Regions from separate parts of the Homo sapiens genome. Here region 1 is linked to region 2. A link is an interaction called in ENCODE POLR2A ChIA-PET data of the cell type or tissue named here. Cell type or tissue: A673. All regions are shown on one strand. Links, peaks and the distances in the headings refer to the core of each region. The heading gives the core; the rest is flanking DNA.

The links. ChIA-PET counts read pairs that join two places held together with the same protein. Peaks named below come from ENCODE experiments on the same cell type or tissue, not always from the same donor. Only the 100,000 strongest peaks of a DNase experiment are listed, where the experiment ranks them.
Region 1: POLR2A ChIA-PET joins it to region 2 with 8 read pairs; 4 of 35 experiments call an interaction of 5 or more read pairs at or near these places.

Annotation. Positions count from the first base shown.
Region 1 is chr9:88,395,779-88,405,795 of GRCh38, forward strand. The region is part of intron 1 of SPIN1 (spindlin 1); the gene reads left to right. Among named protein-coding and RNA genes, the nearest start is that of SPIN1, 12 kb to the left of the region's middle. RefSeq lists enhancers at 1-119, 120-620 and a silencer at 264-488. In A673, for the core only: no CTCF peak of the experiment used is centred there; a DNase peak (open chromatin) is centred at 3,843; H3K27ac peaks cover 1,681 bases.
Region 2 is chr9:88,332,345-88,342,361 of GRCh38, forward strand. No RefSeq gene overlaps it. Among named protein-coding and RNA genes, the nearest start is that of SPIN1, 51 kb to the right of the region's middle. RefSeq lists an enhancer at 6,422-7,281. In A673, for the core only: no CTCF peak of the experiment used is centred there; no DNase peak of the experiment used is centred there.

The DNA of each region.
Region 1 (10,017 bases), core at 1,880-6,879, 64 kb after region 2:
TGGCTCACACCTGTAATCCCAGCACTTTGGGAGGCTGAGGTGGGCCGATCATGAGGTCAGGAGTTCAAGAACAGCCTGACCAACGTGGTGAAACCCCATCTCTGCTAAAAATACAAAAATTAGCCTGGCGTGGTGGCGCGTGCCTGTAATCCCAGCTACTCGGGAGGCTGAGGCAAGAGAATCACTTGAACCTGGGAGGCAGAGACTGCAGTGAGCTGAGATTGCGCCACTGCACTCCAGCCTGGGTGACAGAGGGAGACTCCGTCTCAAAAACAACAGCAACAACAACAAAAAAACCCGTCTCTACTAAGAATACAAAAATTGGCCAGGCATGGTGGCCTGCGCCTGTAATCCCAGCTACTCCTCATGAGAGTCACTTGAACTTGGGAGGTGGAGGTTGCAGTGAGCTGAGATCGCGCCATTGCACTTCAGCCTGGGTGACAGAGTGAGACTCCATCTCAAAAAAAAAAAAATTACATTTTTAAAAGGCAGATCTGACCATGTCAGCTTTTTACTTAAAACTCTAAATGGTGGCCAGGTGGGTGCGGTGGCTCACACCTGTACTGTACTCCCAGCACTTTGGGAGGCTGAGGTGGGCGGATTACCTGAAGCTGGGAGTTTGAGGCCAGCCTGGCCAACATGGTGAAACCCCGTCTCTACTAAAAATACAAAAATTAGCCAGGTGTGGTGGCGCATGCCTGTAATCCCAGCTACTCAGGAGGCTGAGGCAGGAGAATTGCTTGAACCTGGGAGGCGGAGGCTGCAGTGAGCTGAGATCACACCCCTGCACTCCAGACTGGGCAACAGAGTGAGACTCCGTCTCAGAAAACAAAACAGAAAAACTCTAAATGGCTTTCCAGTGCCTTAAGGACAAAAGTTTATAATGTAGCCTCAAGGGTACACATATAGTTGGTGTACATATAGCTTTACATCCCTTAACAATGGGATACATTCAGAGAACCTCGTTGTGTACCTCATAGAGTATACTTACACAAACCTATATGGGACAACCTACTAGGCACCTAGGCTATGTAATATGGCTTAATGCTCCTAGGCTACAAACCTGTACAGCATATGACTGAACTGAATACTGTAGACTATTGGAACACAGTGCTGTGTAGGTATTTATTTATCTAAACATATCTAAGGACAGAGAAAGTACAGTAGAAATGTGGTATAAAAGAGAAATGGCATGCCTGTGTAGGGCACTGAACCATGAATGGAGCTGTCAGGACTGGAAGTTGCTCTGGGTTGAGTCTGTGAGTGAGTGGTGAGTGAATGTGAAGGCCTAGAACATTACTGTACACTACCGTAGACTGTATGTAAACACTACAGTTAGGCTACACTAAATTTATAAAAAGTTTCTTCAGTAATTTACCTTAGCTTACTGTAATTTTTTTAACTTAATAAGCTTTTTAACTTTTTTTTAAACTTTCTGTCTTTTTAAATAACACGTAGCTTAAAACAGCCTCATAATATGGATCCACTGTAGTATATGTGGTCTGTTGTGTTGACAGAAATGTCATTAGGTGGTGCATGACTAATTACTTTTGGGCCTCAGCCTCATCTTGTACTGTTTTTCCCCTTGCTTTCCTTTGCTCCAGTTGTGTGGGGCCTCCTTCATTCTCCTGTGCTCACCATATTCTCCACCAGGAATCTTGGCACTTGTTCTTTTCCTCTGCCTGGAATGCCTTTCTTTGTTAACAGTTATTCCTGGTCTTTAGAGTTTGGCTCAAGCATCACTTTTAATGAAATTTTCTGTGTGCGTGCTTGCACATTTTCATAAGATAAAGAGATTGGACTGTACTGATATTCATCACCGACTCCAACAAGCATCAGTTGTCTGAAGTGTTTTTTTTTTTTTCCCCAGTCTTGCTCTGTCTCCCAGGCTGGAGTGCAGTGGTGCGGTCTCAGCTCACTGCAGTCTCCACTTCCCAGGTTCTAGCAATTCTCACTCCTCAGTCTCCCAAGTAGCTGGGAGTACAGGTGCGTGCCACCATGCCTGGCTAATTTTTTTGTATTTTTAGTAGAGACAGGGTTTCACCTTGTTGGCCAGACTGGTCGCCATCTCCTGACCTCAAGTGATCTGCCCTCCTCTGCCTCCCAAAGTGCTGAGATTACAGGTGTGAGCCACCGTGCCCAGCCTGAAGTTGTTTTTTTGAGACGAGGTCTCACTCCAGTTGCCTAGGCTGTAGTGCAGTGGCACAGTTTTGGCTCATTGCAGCCTCGACCTTCCCGGACTCAGGTGATCTTCCCATCTCAGCCTCCCGCGTAGCTGAGACTACAGGCATGTGCCACCATGCCTGGCTAGTTTATTTTTGTATTTTTAGTAGAGACGGGATTTTGCCTTGTTGCCCAGGCTGGTCTCGAGCTCCTGAACTCAAGCAGTGTACCTGCCTCAGCCTCCCAAAGTGCTGCCTCAGCCTCCCACCTGTGCCACTGCACTACAGGCATGAGTCACCGTGCCTGGCTGTCTGAAGTTCTTGAATTTTTTTGACTTTTCTGCAGTCAAGTCCTCTTGGTGCTTATCAGAATTACAATGTTATATTAGTTTATGTGATTTAATTAATTTTAGTTTTCCCACAAAGGCTGAGTTTCATGAAAGCAGAACCATTCCTGTTTTTGCCTGTAATTACTTTTCTGGTATCTAGCTCAGTGTCTGAATTGTGAGGGCTCAAGCTACCCTGTGCAGTAGCGAGAATTAAATAATAAGAAAATTGAGGGTGTCTGGTTGGTTAAATGTCTTGTCTGCACAGGTGTTTGTCATACAGTGATTATTAAGTAACAATTTGTTGACTTTTATTTATTTATTTTGAGACAGAGTTTCGCTCTTGTTGCCCAGGCTGGAGTGCAATGGCGCGATGTTGGCTCATCGCAACCTCCGCCTCGTGGGATCAAGCAATTCTCCTGCCTCAGCCTCCTGAGTAGCTGGGATTACAGGCATGCACCACCACACCCAGCTAATTTTGTATTTTCAGTAGAAACGGGTTTCTCCATGTTGGTCAGGCTGGTCTTGAACTCCCCACCTCAGGTCATCCGCCTGCCTTGGCCTCCCTGGGATTACAGGCGTGAGCCACCGTGCCCGGCCTTGTTGACTTTTAATTGTAATATTTTTTTCAGGATCACATAAGGTTTAGAAAAATGAAACCCCTAGGATGGATAAAGGAAAACGTATATGGGATATGTGTGTGTATGTATTAAGGCATTTGTTACAGTGATTTGAGTTCACACAGTGTAGGAGGAGCTGGCTTAAGCAGTTTTTTTTTTTTTTGAGATGGAGTCTTGCTCTATTGCCCAGGCTGGAGTGCAGTGGCACAATCTTGGCTCACTGCAACCTCCGCCTCCTGGGTTCAAGCGATTCTCCTGCCTCAGCCTCCCGAGTAGCTGGGACTACAGGCGTGCGCCACCATGCCTGGCTAGTTTTTTTGTATTTTTAGTGGAGACGGGGTTTCACCATGTTGGCCAGGCTGGTCTTGAACTCCTGACCTCGTGATCCACCCGCCTCGGCCTCCCAAAGTGCTGGGATTACAGGCGTGAGCCACCGTGCCCAGCCGTTAAGCGGTTTCTGTCAGGCTGTTGTCTTTGTGATTGATGCTGGAGTTTGAAGTCCACAGGGCAGTCATTTGAGAAAGGAAGATGGATGTAAAGTGGGGAAGAAGAGGACACAGGAAGCCACAGGCAAGGTACATGGAAACCATGCTAGTTCTAGTTGCCTTTGTTCCTGCTTGTGTGGGTGGCCTGTAAGAGTTGGATCCTTGGCAAATGTAGCCCAGGAGGCAGAGAAGCTTAAGGAGAGCCCAGAGGAAGGTGGAGTGGATGCAGCTGCAATTCTAGGCCAACCACTGCCTCACACGAATGGGGTGAGTCAGAAGATGAGCAGCAACAGTGTGTGCAAGCTGCAGGGTGGTTGCTTTATCTTCTGCACCCTTCAGTTGCTGCACAAAAATCTCTTGTGAGCCATGCAAGTTGGAAACATAAAGGAAAGGAAATTCTGGGGAATGTAGTTCAGCTCAGCCAAGTTCAAACCATACAAAGCAGAATGATCAGCTCAGGCTTTTAAATTTTTAGCTCAGGCTACACGTAAGGGACCCGAAGGTTTCTGTGACTGCTCTAAAAATGCAAATGTAATTCCTAATTTGTGGGTGAGATCATTGATTGGTAGGAATGGAATCCTGAAAATTGGATTGGAGGCATATGGTCAGATTCTGTTTAAGCTGGAGTCCTTAAATCCTTAAATGCTGCTCTGCTGCCTTTCCCGGAGAAGCAGCCTTTCCAACCCTTCCCAGAGGAACTTAATCTCCGTTTGCCTGAAAAACCTGTAATTGGCCTCCCTTTGGGTAGTTGCCCAGCACGGTACTGTCTTCCTCAGAATCTGCCCTGTAATCCTTCTTTCTTGTAGATCTGTGGCTGGACTGTAGTTGCAGCAGGCCCCAGAGAGTGAGGTGACCCATGAGAAAGGTATGCTGCACTCTAAAAGATTGTATAGTTTTGCCACTGTATAGTCAGGAGCCTGGAGGAGTATTTGATTTGTGGCAATGGATCTTAGGGGTATAGTATAACAGTGGAAGGAACATAAAGTTGAATCAGGCAGAATTTATTGATGTGGGCTCACTAAGCAGAGATTCTGGGTTCAGTGTTATAGTTCAAGGAGATAGAAAGGACTCTTAACAGTTGGGTTAATTGACTGAGGCCCATCCACAAGGCCTGATGCCTCGGTTAGATTTTTTCTGGCCTAACAAGGAACTCCACTGACCATTCACTCACCTTCTATGAGAGTCTATATTTGGCCTGGCGTGATGGCTAATACCTGTAATCCCAGCACTTTGGGAGGCCAAGGCAGGAGGATCACCTGAGGTAAGGAGTTTGAGACCAGCCTGGCCAACATGGCGATACCTCATCTCTACTAAAAATACAAAAATTAAGCGGATATCATGGCCCATGCCTTAATCCCAGCTACTCGGCAGGCTGAGGCAGGAGAATCGCTTGAGCCCAGGAGGCAGAGGTTGCAGTGAGCCAAGATCATGCCACTGCACTCTAGCTGGGGTGACAGAGCGAGACTCCGCCTCAAAAAAAAAAAAAAAAAAATTAGCCGGGTGTGGTGGCTTGTGCCTGTAGTTTTAGTTACTCGGGAGGCTGAGGTGGGAGGATCAGTTGAGCTGGGGAAGTCGAGGCTGCGGTGAGCCATGATCGTGCAACTGCGCTCCAGCCTGGGCAACAGAGTGAGATTCTAATAAAATATTAGTTCATAAGGAAAGGTTCACCTAAATGCATAGCCCTTAAATAACTTGCATTGTTGGTGGAACTGTACTTTGCTAGGACCTTTTTGGAGGATGGCTGCACTAAAACAGAATTTAAAATGCATGTGCTCTGTTGATCCAGCAGTTTCACTGCTAGGATTTTATTGTATAGATGAATTTGGACAGTATACAAATACGTTATGTTTAAGGTTTTTCATTATATCAGTGTTTGTGATCGAGAAAAATTAGAAACAACTGTCCAATAATGGAGTTAAGGTAGAGTAAATGACCATTATACCCATACACTGGAATATTGTGCCACTGTTAATAATAAGAGGTTGATAGGAAAAAAAATTCATACAGCCATCCCTCCATATCAGGGAATTGGTTCCAGGACCCACACTCCGCCTGCCTCCCCGCCTGCACCCCACCCCATGGATACCAAAATCCATGGATGCTCAAGTTTCTTATATAAAATGGTGTAGTATTTGCATATAATCTATGCATATCTTTCTGTATACTTTAATCTCTAAATTACTCCTAGTATGTAATACAGTGTAAATGCTATACAAATAGTTATACTGTATTGTTGAGGGAATAACTACAAGGAAAAAACTTTATGTGTTTGGTACAGATGAAACCATCATTTCCCAAATGTTGAAAATCTGAGGTTAGTTGAATCCACAGATGTGGAGCTGAAGGGATAAGAGGCCAAGGGCCAACTATATTACACAAAAAATGTAACATTTAATAAGAGAAGCAAGTTGTGGAACTGTATGTTCTTGCTTATGTTGAGATGTTATGTGTCTGTTTTAAGCCTTTGCCTAAAAATACTTTGCTAAATTCCTAACAATCTTTTCCTTTTATTAATACATAATATTTTACATCTTTATGGGATGCATATGAATACTTGTTGCATGCATAGAATGTATAATGATCAAGTCAGGGTACCTGGAGCATCCATCACCTTGAGTATTTTATCTTTTTGTTTTTGAGATGGAGTCTCGCTCTGTTGCTCAGGCTGGAGTGCGGCGGTGCGATCTTGGCTTGCTGGAACCTCTTGCCTCCTGGGTTCAAGCAATTCTCCCGCCTCAGCCTCCTGAGTAAGCTGGGATTACAGGTGTGTGCCACCATGCTGGGCTAATTTTTGTAATTTTAGTAGAGACAGGGTTTCACCATGTTGGCCATTCTGGTCTGGGTCCCCTGACCTCAGGTGATCCGCCTGCCTCAGCCTCCCAAAGTGCTGGGATTGCAGGTGTGAACTACTGCGCCTCGTTGAGTATTTGTCATTGCTGTGTGCTGGTAACATTTCAAGCCTTCTCTTTTAGCTACTTTGAGATATACAGTATATATTTGCTAACTATGGTGACCCTACTCTGCTAGAGAACATTAGAACTTTCTAACTGTATGTTTGTACCCATTAACCAACCTCTCTTCCTCACCCTTCCCAGCCTCTGATACCTGTTATTGTATTTTCTATTTCCATGAGGTCAACTTTTTTTTTTTTTTTTTATAGCTCCCATGTATTTGTTAGAACATGTGTTATTTGTCCTTCTATGCCTGGCATGGCTTATTTCACTTAACATAATGACCTCCAGCTTCACCCATGTTGCTGCAAACATTTTATTCTTCTTTCTGGCTGAATAGCATTCCATTGTGTATACATGCCACGTTTTCTTTATCTCTCTGCTCATTGATGGATACTTAGGTTGATTCTATATCTTTGCTTTTGTAAATAGTGCTGTGGTAAACAGGTGAGTGTATGTATCCCTTTGATAATACTGAATTCTTTTCCTTTGGATAAATAGCCAGTAGTGGGATTGCTGAAGTATGTAGTAGTTCTATTTTTAGTGTTTTGAGAAATCTCCGTACTGTTTTTCATAATGGCTTTACTAATTTCCATCCCAGTGTATAAGAGTTCCCTTTTCTCCGCATCCTTGCCATCTTCTGTTGTTTGTGTTTTTAATAATAGTTATCCTAACTGTGGTAAGGTGCTATCTCATTGTAGTTTTGATTTGTATTTACCTGATGATTACTGATGTGAGCATTTTTTCATATATCATTTGGCCATTTGTATGTTTTTTGATGTCCTTTGCCCACTTTTTAGTGGGATTATTATTATTATTTTTTAATTGTTGGTTATTTGAGCTTGTTGCATATTCTGGATTTTAGTCCTTTGTCATGAATGGTTTGCACATATCATTTCCCATTCAACAGGTTGTCTCTTCACTCTGTCATTTGTTTCCTTTGCTGTGCAGAAACTTTTCAGCTTGTTCTGTTGGTTATTGAAAGAGATGTATTAATACTTTGATTTTGCATTTGTCAGTTTTTCCTTAGTTCCGATACCTTTTGCTTTATACATTATCTTATGAGGGTGTGTTCTTAGATGCATTGGTATTTAGAGCTATGTATCAACCAGGTCTTTTAAAATCACTGTAATCCCAGCAGTTTGGGAGGCTTGAGGTGGGAGGATCACTTGAGTCTAGAGTTTGAGACCAGCCTGGGCAACATAGCAAGACCCCATCTCTACAGAAAATTTAAAAAAATTAGCTGTGTGTGGTGGCACACACCTGTAGTCCCAGCTACTCGGGAGGGTAATGTGGGTGGATCACCTGAGCCTGAGAGGTGAAGGCTGCACTCAGGAACCCTGATCATACCGCTGCACTTAGCCTGGGTGACAGAGTAAGATCCTGTCTTCAAAGCGGGGGAAAAAAAAGAAAACCACTATTAAGTGTTCTTTTTAAGGGGCCAGTATTATTAGAGGTAAAGTTTATTTAGCTTGATATTAATGTTGCTGCAGTGTTTTCCTTTGGTTAGTATGTGTAGGGTATATCCTTTTTTACCCTTTAATTTCAGTCTTACTTATTTTTCCAGCATGTGTTGCTTAATGATGAGAATATGTTCTGAGAACTGCGTTGTTAGGTGAGCATTATAGAGCATACTTGCACAAAACTTAGATGGTGTAGCCTTTGACACACTTAGGCTAAATGGTAAGCCTATTTGCTCCTAGGCTGCAAACCTGTATAGTATGTGACTGAACTGAATACTGTAGACAGTTGGAACACAATGGTAAGTAATTATGTATGTAAACACAGAGAAAGTACAGTGAAAACCTGGTATAAAAGATACAGAAATGGTCCACCTGTATTAGGGCACTTACCATGAATGGAGCTTGCAGGATTGGAAGTTGCTCTGGGTGAGTGAGTGGTGAGTGAATGTGAAGGCCTAGGACATTATTGTGCACTATTGTAGACTGTGTATAAACACTGTACAGTTAGGCTACACTAAATTTATAGAAAAATTTTTCTTCAATAATAACTTAACCTTAGCTTACTCTCCCCTAACCCCCAATTCTTCAATCCAGTCTTGGCTGCTACAGTCAGACAGCGAAGACACTTTTTTCTTGCATCTGTATTAGAAACCGTGTAGCTTTTTTACTTTATGAAGTTCATAATTTTTAAATTTCTTGACTCTTATAGTACTTAGCTTAAAACACAAACACATTGTACAGATGTATAGAAATACTTTCTTCCTGTTATTTTGTAAGCCTTTTCTATTTTAAAAATTTATTACTTTTGTTTTTACTTTTTAAACTTTTTGTTAAAAACTAAGATACTTGGCCAGGCGCAGTGGTTCATGCCTGTAATCCCAGCATTTTGAGAGGCCGAGGCAGGCAGATCACCTGAGGTCAGGAGTTCAAGACCATCCTGGCCAACATGGTGAAACCCTGTCTCTACTAAAAATACAAAAAGTAGCCGGGCGTAGTGGCAGGCGCCTGTAATCCCAGCTACTCGGGAGGCTGAGGCAGGAGAATCGCTTGAACCCAGGAGGCAGAGGTTGCAGTGAGCCGAGATCGTGCCATTGCACTCCAGCCTGGGGGCAAGAGTGAGATTTCGTCTCAAAAAAAAAAAAAACAAAAAAAAAAAAACTAAGATACTCAGGATCATCTGTATCACTGTCTTCCACCTCGGCATCTTGTCCAGGTGAAAGGTCTTCAGGTGCAATAACACATATGGAGTTGTCATCTATGATAACAGTACTTTCTTCTGGAGTACCTCCTGAAGGACCTGCCTGAGGCTGTTTTACAGTTAACTTTTTTTATAAATAAGTATGAGTACAGACTAAAATAATGATTAAACATAGTTAATACATAAACCAGTAACATAGTTGTTTATTATCAAGTACAATGTACTGTACGTAATTGTACTATACTTTTTTTTGTTTGTTTTTTGAGACAGGGTCTCGCTCTGTCTCCCAGGCTGGAGTGCAGTGGCAGGATCTCGGCTCACTGCAACCTCCACCTCCCGGGTTCAAGCGATTCTCCTGCCTCAGCCTCCCGAGTAGCTGGGATTACTGGCATGCGCCACCATGCCCGGCTAATTCTTGTATTTTTAGTAGAGACGGGGTTTCACCATGTTGGTCAGGCTGGTCCAGTACTCCTGACCTCGTGATCCGCCCACCTCGCCCTCCCAAAGTGCTGGGATTACAGTCGTGAGCCACAGTGCCTGGCCTGTACTATCCTTTTTTTTTTTTTTTTTTTTCCCTGAGACAGAGTTTCGCTCTCGTTACCCAGGCTGGAGTGCAGTGGCGCGACCTCATCTCACTGCAGCCTCCGCCTCCCGGGTTCAAGTGATTCTTCTGCCTCAGCCTCCTGAGTAGCTGGGATTACAAGTGTGAGCCACTGCCCAGCCTGTACTATACTTTTGTATGACTTTGAACACAGTAGTTTTGTTTGCAGTGCAGTGGGTTTGTTTACACCAGCATCACCACAAAGACGGCT
Region 2 (10,017 bases), core at 1,784-6,783:
AGGAGAGTCAGCAAAGGGTGGTGGGATTATCATTGGTTCTTTTTCTTTTTTGGAGATGGAGTCTCGCTCTGTCACCCAGGCTGGAGTGCACTGGCGCAGTCTCAGCTCACTGCAAGCTCCGCCTCCCGGGTTCACGCCATTCTCCTGTCTCACCCTCCCGAGTAGCTGGGACTACAGGCACCCGCCACCACGCCCAGCTAAATTTTTGTATTTTTACTAGAGACGGGGTTTCACTGTGTTAGCCAGGATGGTCTCGATCTTCTGAACTCGTGATCTGGCTGCCTCGGCCTCCCAAAGTGCTGGGATTACAGGCCTGAGCCATCGTGCCCCCCTGATTATCATTAGTTCTTATAGGTTTTGGGATAGGTGGTGGGGTTAGGAGCAATGTTTTGTGGGCAGGGGGTGGATCTCACAAAGTACATTCTCAAGGGTGGGGAGAATTACAAAGAACCTTCTTAAGGGTGGGGGAGATTACAAAGTACATTGATCAGTTAGGGTGGGGCAGGAACAAATCACAGTGTAGGAATGTCATCAGTTAAGGCTATTTTCACTTCTTTTGTGGATCTTCAGTTGCTTCAGGCCATCTGGAGCATATCCTGCAGGTCACAGGGGATATGATGGCTTAGCTTGGGCTCAGAGGCCTGACAATTTTTTTCTCAGAATTTAGAATGTTAACTACAGGAGAAGTTAGAAGCTTTTTATTGCCAAAGAAATATTTTATAATATCTTTTATTTGAATGTATTATTTTATTACAGATGTGCCCATTTGATTTTTGCTGTTTACAGTGACGAGTATATCAGAGTACAAAATTATAATTTTTTTTCTTTTTTGAGACGGAGTCTTGCTCTGTCACCCAGGCTGGAGTGCAGTGGCACAATCTCAGCTCACTGCAAGCTCTGCCTCCCAGGTTCACGCCATTCTCCTGCCTCAGCCTCCCGAGTAGCTGGGGCTACAGGCACCCACCACCAGGCCCAGCTAATTTTTTTGTATTTTTACTAGAGACGGGGTTTCACTGTGTTAGCCAGGATGGTCTCGATCTTCTGACCTCGTGATCTGGCTGCTTCGGCCTCCCGAAGTGCTGGGATTACAGGCCTGAGCCACCGTGCCTGGCTGATTATCATTAGTTCTTATAGGTTTTGGGATAGGAGGTGGAGTTAGGAGCAATGTTTTGCAGGCAGGGGGCGGATCTCCTGAGGTCAGGAATTCGAGACCAGCCTGGCCAGGGTGGTCAGGAGTGGTGGCAGGCGCCTGTAGTCCCAGCTACTCGGGAGGCTGAGACAGGAGAATCGTTTGAACCTGGTAGGCGGAGGTTGCAGTGAGCCGAGATCACACCATTGTACTCCAGCATGGGCAACAGAGTGAGACTCCGTCTCAAAAAAAAAAAAAAGCCAGTGGTTATTGTTTGTTCGAACTATATCTGTCCATCTTATGGAACTTTCCTGTTAGTTCCACTAGTTTTTCCGTTATATAAAATGCATAAATAACCGTCATGCATTTTGTGTGTAAGACAGTCATCTATTTTATTATTCATACTCCCTGGTTTTTTCCCTCCTATTGCATTAAGCCAGCACTTTGGGAGACCTAGGTGGGTGGATCACCTGAGGTCAGGAGTTCAAGACCAGCCTGGCCAACATGGTGAAACCCCGTCTCTACTAAAAATACAAAAATTAGCCAGGTGTGGTGTCAGGCACTTCTAATCCCAGCTACTCAGGAGGCTGAGGCACAATAATCTCTTTAACCTGGGAAGCGCAGGTTGCAATTAGCCAATATTGTGCCCCTGCACTCCAGCCTGGGCAACAGTGCAAGACTCTGTCTCAGCAACAACAATTAGCGGGGCGTGGTAGCACATGCCTGTAATCCCAGCTACTCCGGAGGCCGAGGCAGAATTGCTTGAACCTGGGAGGCAGAGGTTGCAGTGAGCCGAGATCTCACCTCTGCTTTCCAGCCTAGGCGACAAGAGCAAAACTCTGTCTCAAAAAGAAAAGAAAAGAAAAGAAAATAGGCCTGCTGCGGTGGCTCATGTCTGTAATCCCAGCACTTTGGGAGGCCAAGGCAGGCTAATCTATTGAGTCTAGGAGTTTGAGACCCGGCTGGGCAACATAGTGAGGCCCCTACCCTTACAAACAATAAACAAAATTAGCCAGGCATAGTGGCATGCACCTCACCTGTGGTCCCAGAAACTCAGGAAGCTGAAGTGGGAGGATTGCTTGAACCTGGGAGGTCAAGGCTGCAGTCAGCCAAGATCACACCACTACACTCCAGCCTAGGCAAGACCCTGCCCTCTAGCCTGGGAAAGACCTGTCTCAAAAAAAAAAAAAAAAAAAAAAAGAAAGAAAGAAAAGAAAAGAAAAAAGAAAATGAAGGAAAGAAAATCTGCCAGGAAAATGTTGAAGGAGAGGAAGAATGAGAGCACACAATCCTATCACAAGTCAAAGTAGCCAACGGCATTGAAACGAAAATTAGTGGCTTTCGCACTGATGGAGGCAACTCAACAAATGGGAGTTTAGTACATGACAAAGGTCACAGTAATTTTTTATTTATTGTTGGTTTTAAAGCCAGGCTCTTGCTCTGTTGCCCAGGCCTTGACCTCATGTGCTCAAGCAAATCTCCCACCTCAGCCACTGAGTAGATTATAGGTGCACACCACCATGCCCAACTAATTTTGTTTATTTCTTATAGAGACAGGGTCTCACTATGTTGCCCAAGCTGGTCTCGAACTCCTGAGCTCAAGAAATCCTCCCACCTCGCTCTCCCAAAGCGTTGGGATTACAGGCATGAGCCACCACAGAATGGATTATTTTTAAAATAATAGTGTTGAAACAATGATCTCTGTGGAAAAACTGCAATATTTTCCTCAGATCACACACCCTTAAAATTTATTTTATTGATTAAGGTCCTAGATGTAAGCATATTACAAAAGCACTGAAAGAAACCAAGGGAGTATATTTCTCTTTCCTTCCTTCCTTACTTCCTTCCTTCCTTTTTTTGAGATGGAGTCTCGCTCTGTCGCCCAGGCTGGAGTGCAATGGTGCGATCTCGGCTCACTGCAACCTCAGCCTCCCAGGTTCAAGTGATTCTCCTGCCTCAGCCTCCCGAATAGCTGGGACTACAGACACACGCCACCACGCCCAGCTAATTTTTGTATTTTTAGTAAAGATGGGGTTTCACCATGTTGGCCAAGATGGTCTCGATTTCTTGACCTCGTGATCCACCTGCCTCAGCCTCCCAAAGTGCTGGGATTACAGGCATGAGCCACAGTGCCTAGCCCCAAGGGAGTATATTTCTATAAGTCTTAGATGGTAAAGTATTTACTAATTAGGACATGAAATACACAAGTTATAAAGAAAATAAACTGGCCGGGCACGGTGGCTCACACCTGTAATCCCAGCACTTTTGAGAGGCCTGAGATCAGGAGTTCGAGACCAGCCTGGCCAATATGGTGAAACCTCTTCTCTACTAAAAATACAAAAAAATAGCCAGGTGTGGTGGCAGGCACCTGTAATCCCCGCTACTCGGGAGTCTGAGGCAGGAGAATTGCTTGAACCCGGGAGGCAGAGGTTGCAGTGAGCCAAGATCGCACCATTGTACTCCAGCCTGGGCAACAGAGCAAGACAACATCTCAAAAAAAAAAACAACTGTATATATATGGATGGTCAATAAAAGATGCTTTCTCTTAATAGTTATCAGATAAATGTAAAGTAAAACAGTGAGATATCATTTAAACTATTTAGATGGGCATAAATATTAAAGATTAATAACATACAGTGCAGACCAATGCATATGTACATATATGGAAAGGGGAGGAAGACCATATCCCCATACAATTTTGGTAGAAAATTTTTATGGAATTTTTAGATGAACCCTTTGAAGCATCTATCAACATTTTACAGTATGCATGTACTTTATGACAACAATTACATTTCCAAAAAGCTATCCCATAGAAACATTCATGCATGTATACAAGTGTTTATAGAAGTATTGTTTATCACAATGGAAAAATGGAAACAACCTAAATGTTCATCAAAAGGGAAATTTAAATAAACTATAGCACCTTTTTAATACAGAAAACTAAGTAGTGGTTTTAAAAAAATAAGGAATTTCAATTCAGGATGGCAGACCAATCATACATACCTACCTCTCACCTGATGAGGCCTCATGATACAGAATTCAGAGGCACAGGAGTGAATAAATCCAAATAAAGCAAGAATGAGGTGGTGGTGCAGGAGAAAGTGGTGACCAACAGATGAGAAATTTCAGTACACTTGCGGGAAACACATACCAGTGGAGAGCACGTTCACCTAATTACGAACATTATGTAAGTGTGGTGAGCTCCAGCAAGTAGGTAGGATGGAGGACAGAAGCCAGGATTGGGGTAAATGGGGAGAACTAACTGTTTGGGTTGGGTCCCTCACTTACTCCTCACCCCCGCAATGGATAATTCAAGAGAACAAGACACATATTTGAAAGTCTCTAACATTATATATATATATATATATATAGTTTGTGTTTTGTTTTGTTTTTTTTTTGAGACAGAGTCTCGCCCTGTCGCCATGCTGGAGTGCAGTGGCACGATCTCGGCTCACTGCAATCTCCGCCTCCCAGATTCAAGCAATTCTCCTGCCTCAGCCTCCTGAGCAGCTGGGATTACAGGCATGTTCCACCACACCCAGTTAATTTTTGTAATTTTAGTAGAGACAGGGTTTCACCATGTTGGCCAGGATGGTCTCCATCTCCTGACCTTGTGATCCCCTGCCTTAGCCTCCCAAAGTGCTGAGATTACAGGCGTGAGCCACTGAGCCCGGCCAAATATATATATATTTTGTACCACAAAACAAAGCCAGGAAAAATGGGGAATTATTATTTAATGGGTACAGGGTTTCATTCGTAGGGCATCAGAATGTGCTATCCCAGGACGCTTGCAGTGGCTCATGCCTGTAATCATAGCACTTTGGGAGGTGGAGGTGGGCAGATTGCATGCCTGTAGTAACAGCTAATCTGGAGGCTCAAGTGGGAGGATCACCTAAGCCCAGGAGGTTGAGGCTGCAGTGAGGCATGATCAAGCCACTGCACTCCAGCCTGGGTAACAAAGTGAGATGTTGTCTCAAAAAAAAGTGTTATCCCGGCTGGGCGTGGTGGCTCACACCTGTAATCCCAGCACTTTGGGAGGCCCAGGTGGACAGATCACAAGGTCAGGGGTTCAAGACCAGCTTGGCCAATATGGTGAAACCCCGTCTCTACCAATAATGTAAAAATTAGCCAGGCATGGTGGTGGGCGCCTATAGTCCCACCTACTCAGGAGGCTGAGGCAGGAGAATCACTTGAACCTGGGAGGCAGAGGTTGCAGTTAGCCGAGATCGTGCCACTGCACTCCAGCCTGGGCGACAGAGCGAGACTCCGTCTCAAAAAAAAAAAGTGTTATCCCAAAACATGTCTTTTGACATAATTATTATTTTGAGCCAAAGACTCAATAATTGAGAAGCAGCAGATGCCAAAAAAGCTCTCTGTCCTCCCCCTCATTTGCCTAAAAGCAGGCTTAGAGGCTTAATCACCTGAGGCTCTTTTTGGCCCAGAGACAGCACCCAAGGGGAATCTGGGTAACAAACCTTGCCAAAACAACAATCTTCCTTCCCAAGTTTCCCTGCACATCTTCACCTTCCCACGGATTGCTGTTTAGAAAAGCCTAGACATCTTTTCCTCTGTCTCATCACTTCTCTAAGAATATATTGTTCTTTGTCAAGATGCAATACAAGCTTATGTCTAACCACCCCTTTGAGTTACTCATCCCTGAGTGCTCCCTGTGTATGCACAGTGCACATGTTAACAAACTTATGTTTGTTTTTGTCTTGTTAATCTGTCTTTTGTCAGTTTAATTTCCAGGGCCCCAGCTGGTAAACCTGGAAGGGTAGGGGAGAAGCTTTTTTCCCTCCCCTCCACAGTTTTGCAAGATGATAAAAGTTCTGTGGGCTGGGCGTGGTGGCTCATGCCTGTAATCTCAGCACTTTCGGAGGCTGAGGTGGGAGGATTGCTTGAGCTCAGGAGTTCAAGACCATCCTGGGCAACACAGCAAAACTCCGTCTCTACAAAAAATACAAAAATTAGCTGGGTGTGGTGGTGTGCGCCTGTAGTTCCAGCTACTTGGGGTACCGAGACAGGAAAATCACTTGAGCCCAGGAGGTAGAGGTTGCACTGAGCCAAGATTGCACCACTGCACTCCAGCCTGTGGAACAGAACAAAACTGTCTCAAAAAAAAAAAAAAAAAAAAAAAAAAAGTGGGGGGGACGTGGGGAGTACAAACTTGTCTGTGTCCTCTGTGCTTCCCATTTCCTCCTATCTGTGGTGGCATGGCTGCAGCTCCGGCAGCTACCTTGGGACCAGAGGGAAGGCAGGCAGGAGACACTGAGACCTCAACCACAGCATCCAGCTGGGAAACTCCAAAAACCACCAGTCCCATGCTGCTTTTTCATAAACCCTTTTAGTTTGAGTCACTATTATTATTATTATCATTACTATTTTGAGACAGAGTCTTGCTCTGTCTCCCAGGCCGGAGTGCACTGGCATGATCTCCGCTCACTGCAACCTCCGCCTCCCAGGTTCAAGCAATTCTCCTGCCTCGCCCTCCCGAGTAGCTGGGACTACAGGTGTGTGCCACCACGCCTGGCTAATTTTTTTATTTTTATTAGAGACAGGGTTTCACCATGTTAGTCAGGATGGTCTCAATCTCCTGACCTCATGATCCCCTTGCCTCGGTCTCCCAAAGTGCTGGGATTACAGGCATGAGCCACCACGCCCGGCCAAGTCACTATTATTTTGTGCTTCCTGTTATATGCAGCCAAAGGCAATCCCTAACTGATGCATTCTTGTTATATCCTATTCCTGTTTCGTTTCCTGACAGCACCTAGCAGAAACCTTTGCAGAGCAGCCTTTTTACAAAGACTTGTTGAGCAAAAGAAATTGACTCAGGATTGTTATAACTTATATCAAACTGAGAACAGCACCACAAAATGCACTGGTGCCCTGAAGACCTCATAAAGGGAAGCAGAAGCCTTCCCCAGGGAGGAACACGAAGAACTAACAACTCTGCATGCTAAGGAAACTTCCATCAGTCTTGTCTAAGGAGGAAGGTGGATAGATGACGTCCTAGCAGATGAGGTAATAAGACAGAGCCTCCACTGTGAATTTATGTGCTTCAGCCCCTTGGGAGGTAAACTGCCTGAAACCAATCAACTTGTGGGCATTAGTGGCAAGGAGCAGGTGACAAATCACCCCCTGCTCATTATAACAGAAGCCAGAATGCCTCAGCTGTCAGGGAGAGAGAGAGGTGTTAACCCCTCACGTCCTCTCCTGCAACGGGGGCACTTCATGGAGACTAGAGAATTATTTCCCTTTATTCTTGGTAGTCAATAACAATCACTTATACCACAAGAGACAAAAGAATTCTTAGCTCTCCTTATTAAAAAGACTATTAAACCGGGCCAGGCACAGTGGCTCACGCCTATAATCCCAGCACTTTGGGGGGCCAAGGCGGGCAGATCATGAGGTCAGGAGTTCGAGACCAGCTTGACCAACATGGTAAAATCCCATCTCTACTAAAAATACAAAAAGTAGCCAGGCGTGGTATCACGCACCTGTAATCCCAGTGACTCAGGAGGCTAAGGCAGGAGAATTGCTTGAACCCGGGAGGCAGAGGTTGCAGTGAGCCAAGATCGGGCCACTGCACTCCAGTCTGAGCAACAGAGCGAGACTCCATCTCAAAAAAAAAAAAAGTGGCCTGGTGTGGAGGCTCATGCTTGTAATCCCAGCACTTTGGGAGGCCAAGGTGGGTGGATCACGAGGTCACGAGTTTGAGACCAGCCTGGCCAGTATGGTGAAAGCCCGTCTCTACTAAAAATACAAATATTAGCCAGGCATAGTGGTACCTGCCTGTAATCCCAGCTACTCGGGAGGCTGAGGCAGGAGAATTCTTGAACCCGGAAGGCAGAGGTTGCAGTCAGCCAAGATAACGCCACTGCACTCCAGCCTGGGACAGAGCAAGACTCTGTCTCAAAAATAAATAAATAAATAAATAAATAAATACTATTAAACCATAAATCACACAGGTCACAGAAGCATAGAACGAATATTCAAGTTGCCTGTCCGCTTTCATTTTCGAGATCAGAAACTTGGGGCTGGAAAAGCTAAATATTTGGCAACTAATTTGGGAACTTAAATTCATGCTTGTAAAGCTCTTAATGTCTAAAAGGAAAATGGATAATATTGATATTCTCATTCACTATCATTGCACTCCCCACCACCCCCAAATGTGGATGCTTAACTGTATTTTGTTTTCTTTGTTGTGAACTGATCTGGTATTTATAGTTCTAACGGTCTCTCCCTAATGAGGGCTGTGGTTTTAAGGGCCACTCCCCTTCCCACATATACTATTACTTCCCTTCTCTTTCTCTTTTTCCTTGACAATTGTCCATTTTCTCCAGTCTCTAGGTGGAAAAGAAATCACAGTCTAGTAAGAGGATCCAGTAAGAGGATCTACTTAATGTAAAATTTTATACGTTTTATATTCTGGGTTTCATATAGAACTTTTAAAAACAATAATGAAAATTGTGTTGACTTAGATGGACACTTTAATCTTTTTCCTATAGGTTGTATTTGATGGCTGGGCACGGTGCCTCATGCCTGTAATCCCAGCATTTTGAGAGGCTGAGGCAGATGGACCACCTGAGGTCAGGAGTTCGAGACCAGCCTGGCCAACATGGTGAAACCTCGTCTCTACTAAAAATACAAAAATTAGCCAGCATAGTGGCAGGTGCCTCTAATCCCAGCTACTCGGGAGGCTGAGGCAGGAGAATCACTTGAACCCGAGAGGCAGAGTTTGCTGTGAGCTGATATCGCACCACTGCACTCCAGCTTGGGCGACAGAGCAAGACTGTCAAAAAAAAAAAAATCAGCAGTATATATCAAAAGCACTACCATTTACTATTTTATTATGTATTTTTACTTTTTCCAGACAGAGTCTCACTCTGTTGCCCAGGCTGGAGCACAGTGGCGAGATCATGGCTCACTGCAGCCTCGACCTCCAGGGCTCAATCAATCCTCACACCTCACACCTCAGCCTCCTGAGTAGCTGGGACTACAGGCATGCACCACCATGCCTGGCTAATTTTTTTTTATTTTTTATGGAGACATGTTTCCTTATGTTGCTCAGACTAGTCTCAAACTCCTGGGCTCAAGCAATTCTCCCACCTCAGCCTCCCAAGACATTGGGATTATAGGCGTGAGACACTGCATCCAGCCCTCTTTCATTTTTGAGAAGTGACTAACAAAAAATAGCTGGCTGTGGTGGCATGCACCTGTAGTCCTAGCTACTGGGAGGCTGAGGTGGGAGAATCACTTGAGCGAGGGAGAATTGCTTGAACCCGGGAGGCGGAGGTTGCAGTGAGCTGAGATCAAGCCATCACATGCCAGCCTGGGTGACAAAGTGAGACTCCATCTCAAAAAAAAAAAAGAAAAATAGGCCAAGTGCAGTGGCTCACGCCTGTAATCCCACCAATCTGGGAGTCCGAGCCAGGTAGATCACAAGGTCAAGAAATCGAGACCATCCTGGCCAACATCATGAAACCCTGTCTCTACCAAAAATACAAAAATTAGCTGGGCGGGGTGGTGCGTGCCTGTAGTCCCAGCTACTTGGGAGGCTGAGGCAGGAGAATCGCTTGAACCCAGGAGGCAGAGATTGCAGTGAGCTGAGATTGTGCCACTGCACTCCAGCCTGGCGACAGAGCAAGACTCCATCTCAAAAAAATAAAAATAAAAAAATAAAAATAAAAATTAGGTGAGATAAATGGAGTGATCTTGCAGTATCCACTAATGTGCTACTTAAATTCGGGGATGTGTTGTGCAGACGCCCCCTCTGAGACCTTCTCCCTGGTTTGGAAGTCCCCACCTCTCTTCCCTCCAACACCAGAGAGTGGTTGATAGTGCATAGCAGTTCTCCCTTAACAATGAGAATGAAGAGATAAACCCTG